Regions from separate parts of the Homo sapiens genome. Here all the other regions are linked to region 2. A link is a loop called in an ENCODE intact Hi-C map of the cell type or tissue named here. Cell type or tissue: IMR-90. All regions are shown on one strand.

What was found. Peaks named below come from ENCODE experiments on the same cell type or tissue, not always from the same donor. Only the 100,000 strongest peaks of a DNase experiment are listed, where the experiment ranks them.
Region 1: it touches region 2 in a loop (2.7-fold over the local background); 2 of 110 quality-filtered maps call a loop at or near these places.
Region 3: it touches region 2 in a loop (2.6-fold over the local background); 2 of 110 quality-filtered maps call a loop at or near these places.

Annotation. Positions count from the first base shown.
Region 1 is chr9:15,872,683-15,875,182 of GRCh38, forward strand. CCDC171 (coiled-coil domain containing 171) reads left to right here. Exons shown (of 26, transcript NM_173550.4): 24 at 1,850-1,981. Among named protein-coding and RNA genes, the nearest start is that of CCDC171, 320 kb to the left of the region's middle. In IMR-90, a CTCF peak has its summit at 1,092 (motif pointing right); a DNase peak (open chromatin) is centred at 1,109.
Region 2 is chr9:16,412,385-16,414,884 of GRCh38, forward strand. It overlaps BNC2 (basonuclin zinc finger protein 2), which reads right to left. Exons shown (of 7, transcript NM_017637.6): 7 at 1-2,500. The region is part of intron 2 of LOC124902125 (a long non-coding RNA gene); the gene reads left to right. Among named protein-coding and RNA genes, the nearest start is that of LINC03041, 140 kb to the left of the region's middle. In IMR-90, no CTCF peak of the experiment used is centred here; a DNase peak (open chromatin) is centred at 1,267; H3K27ac peaks cover 1,161 bases.
Region 3 is chr9:16,265,486-16,267,985 of GRCh38, forward strand. All of the region lies in intron 1 of LINC03041 (long intergenic non-protein coding RNA 3041), which reads right to left. LOC124902124 (a long non-coding RNA gene) reads left to right here and starts at 1,978. Exons shown (of 2, transcript XR_007061424.1): 1 at 1,978-2,145. In IMR-90, a CTCF peak has its summit at 1,342 (motif pointing right); no DNase peak of the experiment used is centred here; H3K4me3 peaks cover 679 bases; H3K27ac peaks cover 662 bases; H3K27me3 peaks cover 325 bases.

The DNA.
Region 1 (2,500 bases), 540 kb before region 2:
TTAAACATCAAACAATGAATTGGCCAGGGTGCAGTAAAATATTTAGATCTATTGACTGTGGTTCAGAAGGGTAGAAGGCAAAACACTAGTGGTTTGATGTTGATAAATTCTCAGAACCTTAATCCACATTAATGTTTTCTTTTATCTGAGTGCACATTGGTGACAAAAAAAAGCAAGAGAAGGTATTCATACATGTAAAATATAAAACCTAAAACAAATGTAGTTGTAAAATACGATTTGTTTTGTTATGCTAAGTAAGTTTAACAGCATTCTTATCCTGAGTGAAGACTCTGGAGAGTGTTTGTTGCAGATAAATATACATTGTGAATTGAGACTCCAGCATGCATGTGGTACTCACATCATTATAAAAATTACATCATAGTGTATGTTTTACAGCATACACTTTGACATTCTCTTATTGACAGAAAGTCTTCAGATCAGCTTGGGACATATAAGGATTTTTATGCCCATAGATTAGCGTGAACAGTTAAAGATGCCGTTATATGTTTGTGTGTGTTTGCTGGCTTAAAGAAACTCAATAGAGTTTGTTTTGTGAAATGTGTGTATATCCTAAGGAACTAATTAATACAATAAAAATAATTCAAACAGTTTTACAAGCTTCCCAAGTAGGCTAGAAAAATGGAGGAGAAATTTTCTATCTTGTATTTTTGCCAAGTTATATTTGAAGTTGCTTGGATAAAACTAGAGATAGAAATATATTTATTTGAGCAGTTAATGCAATTTTTATAGTTAACCTTGTTTTTGACCTTCGCTACCTGATAAAAAACTTTTTGTTCTGTGGCATTGAGCTAATTGTATAATATTTATTAAGTATATGGTAACAAATAGATAAAATTTTAAAACCTATTCCAAGCATAAGGAAAGTTAGAAAATATGCCTATGTATTGAAAACTCCTATTATTAAACTATATGATTAAAATGAGAGCTTTTTGTTCTTAAATGCAAACGAAACTATGGAATTCTTAAGGCTTTTACTAAGTTTGGAAATTAAAAACCAAAATATCTGTTTTTGAATGTTTCCATTTATATTATATAAGGAATATTTTCTCATTTGTCCAGAAGGTGGCAGTGTGATATCAACTGCATGTGATTCCATACTGACTAGAGAATTGGTGTTTTTCCCATATCGGTGATGTGTTTGTATTGTTGCTTTCTGAATACTTAAAATAGAGTACAAATACTACTGATTTTATCTGTTGTATTGTTTAGAAATTGTGTGACTGTGTTGGTTTATATGTATTTAATCATTAAGACTCAAGTTTAATAAAATCCTGCAATTCTAGAAGAGTGAAAAGGGCAAACAAACCTCTTTCTTGTATATTTTTAAGTCTCCTTTTGTGTTGAGTATATTTGTTTTGATTCTAGAGTACATGTTATTGAAGTTTTCTTTTCAAAGACTAGTACCTAATAACTATCTTGTCCAATATGTATCAGTTCATATCAGTTAAACACCACATGTTACTAAGCAGGTGATAATGATTAGGAGATGGCTGTTGTTTTTGATTTTGTGAATGTTTTTTCTTTTCTTCCTTTTTAGGGTGGAACTGTGAAAAAATAATTCAAAACCTCTTGATCAGAAGAGCTCTAGTGACTCTTCTTCCCCTCCCTCATTTCAAGCAGGAGGATGCTTTTTCTTCTTAACATTCTCCCCCAGCACTCTGAATTAGAGATTTATTTGCAACGAAAAATCAATTAGTCCTAAATTTATTCATGGATTTCAGGTCCAGCGATCAATGCAAGTCCACTCAGTGGGCTCAAGGGGACCCAGTTCATCCCAGTTAATGTGTCTGAAGGGGAATTACCATTGATGCTGTTTTTTTCCCTTTAGGTCAGAGATCAGATCTCGCTGTCATGGTCTGCGGCAAGTAGGAATGACTTCACCCTACAGCTACCCAAACTGCACCTGGAGACCTTTGCAATGGAGGGGCTCAAGGGCGGGCCAGAGGTGGTAGCATGCCAGGTTAGAGTCTAAATAACATTGTTTGCTACTGAGACATATAGAAAAATAAATTGCACTAACTGGAGAGAATGAAAGCCTCAAAGTATTGTGAATAATTTAAAGGAGATGCAAATAGATGTTTCTTCATTTTTCTTCTATCATGTAACAGTATACTTTACAAAATATTGTTTTTTTCTTTAAAGCCTAGAACTAGCCTATTAAAATAATCCAGAAAAGTGTTTTTACCAAGGAAAAATGTGTTTTATGGCAAAGTACAGTATTAAAAGAAAATACTTTCCTATCAGCAGAGGACAATAAGACACTAGGCTGTTACCTCTTTAAGCAAGTCTCAATTTGTTGCTTTTATTGTTTGAAAATAAGTAATTTTAGAAAAAAAATAAAATAATAAATCACTTTAGTTGTAAACATCAAAAGAGATACCTGAAATATCTCAATATTAATTCCAAAATATATCCAACATTTCTTATGAAGTAATTTAATTTCAGCAAAGCTTAAACTTATCTGTGTTTTCTATTGAAG
Region 2 (2,500 bases):
GGAAGAAAAATATTTTAATCTTTTCCCTACAGATTAGGGGGCAATATAATCTTACTTATGCCACTGACTTGCAGGAAAATTTGCTCTAATTATAGGGCCACACCCATTACTCTCAAGATGGAATTGTTAACACTTAAGTTTTCAAAGAAGCAAAGGATGCCGTCACAGACAGCATCTCTCTACTGACCCTTTATTTAAGAAGTCATCTTGTTACTGTCCACTTAATAGCTGGAGAGGGCATCGAGAGGCAGCCTTGGGCTTCCCACAGATACAGTAGGTGTGTGTATGTGCTTGTATGTTAGGAGGGGAGAATAAGAGGGAAGGAGAGAGAGAGGGGAGAGAGAGAGAGAGAGAGAGAGAGAGAGAGAGAGAGAGAGAGAGACTGACTGATTGTGGATGTGTGTGTACATCAGGGAACTCGATGGGAAAGCCTAGCCCTTGTAGTCAATTTCTCCTTCACAAGGGGATAAACAGGCAATTACGCATCCTTTTATATTTGATGGCCAAGTGCTGAACTGGAAAGCACACTATTAGTTTGTGTCCCTTCAGGGCCAGGGCAATAAGTAGCCAGGAGAGCTGGGCTGAAGCAGAGAGGGTGTTGTCTGCTGTTAGTGTGACAGTCTTGTCAGCAGCGTTCACATTACTGGAAGGTAATAAAGTGACAAGTATGTTATTAGAAAGATACGAGGTGAAATTGAACTGAAGCTTCTTGCTGCTCAGCCCTGGCTTTTTTCTTTCCTCTTTTGTAATGGTCCACTATTTGTTACAGACTGAGCCTTGGTCTTCATATCCTATATAAAAAAGATTTTTTTTTTTCCTGCAGTAAAGGTCAAATGAATTTACAACAGCACTTTAGAGGAGAAGAATAAAGATAGTTTTATGACAACTATAGTATGTTGCTCCAAAAATATATATAGCATTATAATGAACAATAATGCTGATCCAATTCAGTGTACATGTAAAAATGCTTAGTTTTTTTTTTTTTTTTAACCTCCTGTTATTTGGATTTGGATTAAAATCATTTGGATTAAAAAAGATTTGGATTAATCTTTTGGATTAAAAGCATTTGGATTTTTCAACAAATGCCAAAAAGACAGTATGCCGAATAACATAGTTATTGCCGAATGAGCACAGAAAATCATTTTGCGCAAGATGTGGGAAGGATGAGGATGATGAAACTACACAAGGAAGGACGGGTATGTGGGCAACAGTGATGACAGATAACTCACTGGTCAGTTGTACAGCTGGAATTACACAATACTTTTTGAAAATGACCATTTATGGTGAGCAACACTCCAGCTACAGGAAATATGCGACTCGTCTGGGACAGATCAAACATGACCTTAGTACTAACGCAAACAAGACTACCACGTGTGGTTTATCTCTGAGGGAAAATGTGAAGAGAAGTTACTTACATACCTCATAGAACAGTAAATGAGCTCCCATTTTGATCAAGGTCTTTAGCCTAGTATTAATTACAATCATGGCTTTGTTGTGTTGCTACAGTGGCAAGCATGAGTAATGATCAAGAAAGGAACGATCCATGCTGGTGCCATTCGCACCTACTCCTCTGTTAGGATGAAAACGAGGTGTTACCACTGGCCTTTTCTATAGCCTTGCTGACCCCTGGCATCTTTCGGTTCTCAGGGGATTCCAGCAACACTTCCCACTCAAAAACAAAGCAAAAGCAACCAAAACCCCACAATTGTCGGCTCTTCCTGACCCCAAAGGAACTTCAGCTATTTCATGCAGCTGTACTTGCTTTCCTAACCCCTTCCTCAGAGCCGACTCACCTGGTCATAGGAACTCTGCAGGTCCCTACGATCAATACGCTCTCACCCACTGCGAGGCAGAGCTATGCCAGTCTTTTCTCTCGAGCCAACATTTCCAGTGCATTCATGATTTCCTTTTCTAGCTACCCCAAAACCAGGGCAGGAACCGACCCTCTACTTAGTTCTGATGAAAACACTGTGATCCCTCCAGTCTTTCTGGTATCTTTTATTGCTCATCTTACTCATTTAGATCCATCCCCAAAAAATAAACAATGAGAGGGAAAAGCAAAACCACCTAATTTAAATACTTCAAGTTTGGGAGAAGATAAGTGATTTTAAAGAATGAAATTCGTTTGTCATAATTTTAAAAAAGAAGCTCTTAAGAAAAGGGTGTGACCACAGGATGAAAAAAAGTTTCTTCTGGATGATTTGTTTCTTGATGATAGCAGATGTAGCGTGTCTTATGACAGGTGAATTTTATTTACTCTGTTAGTCAATCTAACCCAATGCTAACAGACCAGATACAAGTTAGGACTGCTCAGGTCAAGCTGTCAGCAGTTAGCAGCATGTCCATCTCAATCTGGTGACTAGCTTCTTTATGCTTTAATTGTCAACGGCCCTCATTCTCATTTGCTTGGCACATATCTGGGGTGTGTACAGAGAAAGGGGAAAAAAAGGTCACATTGTATTTGGTGGGAACCTAGTGCATAGTTTCTCCTGAGGAGAAG
Region 3 (2,500 bases), 150 kb before region 2:
CCCACACAACCTGGGTCCCATCTTCTTTTCTATGCTCTCCTCTTGCCATCACCCTCTCCCCTGAGAACACAAAATAGGTCCCACAGAAATCTCCACGGTTTCCTCTGCCCACAATGCTGTGCCTTTCCACACGCTAGTGCCCTATTGCCTTTCCCATCGGTGGCCATTTATTCAGCCCTCATTGCTGGGGAGGGAAGAGGCATCTATCAACTCGGATTTCTTCCTTAACCCTTAGGAGACAGACCTTCCTCACACTTCTGAGTCCTCCCCATTCCCTGTGGGCTCCACTCCATGGGACAAGGTGCTCAGCTTGAGAAGACAGAGCCCAGCCTTAAGTGAGTCATGTTTCCTAGAGAGTGGGGTCACTGAGTTGAAAGAGAACACAATTCCCCAAGCATGGTGTATTCCACTTCTGGCTCTCTCAGAGAAGCCCTGGATCATCCCCATTACTATTATTTCACAGCTGCTCCCTTGAGTAAAGTGCCCTTGAGTGGGACATCCGTCATCTAGGGCAGCAGCCTGTCTTGACCAGTTCACGCCACTTCCGTAATTCGTCCATGCAGTTGCTTCAGGAAGTTGGCTCAGAATCTTCTCAAAAGACTTGGAAGTCTGTCTTGTCTCTCTGTGGACAGCCTGAGCATAGGGTCCCAGCACTGCCCTCATGGAAGTTAGGGTCCCCAGGCCTAAGGCATGGATGTGAATTTTTACCAGAGCTTTGCACTGTGGTATAAGCCTTTGCCAGTCATCTAATGAAATCAGTGTTGAGTTTTTCATACAGCTAGGGATTCTTGTGTGGAGACAGTGGTGTGCTGATCAGTGTTTAACAACTGGTTCCGGGGGCAGGGGTAGCTGTAGAAGAAGAGCTCTGGCTTGTAGAGTTTGCCAATTTCTGTGGTGTAAATACTCCCACCATGGCTAAATTCAAGCTACCAATGCGATAGAACTGAAAATGCAGTAGGAAAGAGTTAGGCATGACTGGCTCGCTGGGCCAGTTTGACCTGGCTCCAGTGCAATAGCAGGAGACCCCACCAGGGGAAAAGGATGTGGATTCAAGTCTAAGCACCAAAGCCATACCCAGAACTCTGTGACCACCTCCTTAGCAACATCTTCTCTAAACCTACCTCCATCCTTCAAATGGATCCTTCTTTCCCCTGCGATTACCCAACTCTGTGATGATTCTTCTCCCACAGCAGTGTTTTAAAAAATCTTCTTTTGGGCGAACGAGTTCACTTTTCCTCAGTATATATGCCATCAATCATTGATGCCACAAACAGGCAGTGAAAGCCTTTCGTGAGCAATGCCCTATTGAATCCTGAGGAAGCCGCCACACCTTGGGTCACCACTAGGAGTCACTCTTTAGCACTGGGAATAGACAGACTCAATAGCGCTTAGCACATAGTAGGGCTAAATGCCCATGTGTCGAACGCATGGAGGAACTACCAAATGTGGGTTAGATGCCCCCTCTTGGGGGTCCCATAAACCTTTGTAGCATCATGTGGTAGGGTGTCTTGTGAGTAGGTATGATGTGCCCTATCTCTAGGTCATTCACCTTAGTATTCGGAAACCTAGTACAGTGCCCAACACGAAGGAGCTACTCAGTAGACATCTGCAGAATGAGTGATGGAGGAGAACATGCAGTACTTTAAAATATTCCCTAAGGAGGTTTAGTTTCATTTCTTTTTTTCACTTTCTTCTTTTGTTACTATTACTATTTTCCCACAAAATTCCTGCTTTCAACATGATGATACCCAAAGAAAAAGAGAGAGAGAAAAGAGTTCAATGAATTGCAGCTTCCAGCTGGTTATTATTATTATTTAAATTTTGGCTGTATCTTTGTGGGCAACTGAAGCCTATGATTTAAGCTATCTCTAGCTGAGCAAGGGGCTGTGCCCGCCCAACCACTCGTATTTCCAGAATGCACTTTGCTGTGTCAATACACATTACTTGTCACATTGCCATGAGTCTGAGAAGTTTGATCTCTGCTCTTAGATTGTTGTCATGTGTCAAATCATACAGCCCAGGGGGAATGACTACATTGCGCAGGAAAAACAGACATCGAGCCGTGGTCAGACCACCTCAAAGATAAACACTGCTGTGTGGACCAGAAGAAGAAAGGTCGAAAAACAATCTGAAGCCTCAGACACTGTAAGGCTTTTTCACTTTCATTTTCTTGCCACTCTGAGGCTTCCATTTTATCAGCGTGTGCAAATATACATTTTTCTTCCAACTGACCTTCCAACAGCTTGTGCCACAATACGGGACTAGCTTGAGTAAGTGGCCCTGTCATTGGTTAAATGGGGTGGTATCTACGATACCCTCAACTGGAAGCTGAGTCTACAAGCCCCCACCCACTGTCCCCTGCAAGATGAAAGCTCAGGAAAGATGTAAAAAATATAACTAAACTCAGGGAAGAAAAGTCCACTTCAGGGAGTATGAGCTACCCAAGCAGAAAGGCTGAAATCACTGTTTGCTGCTGCTGCTGCTGGTGGGTTTTCTATTT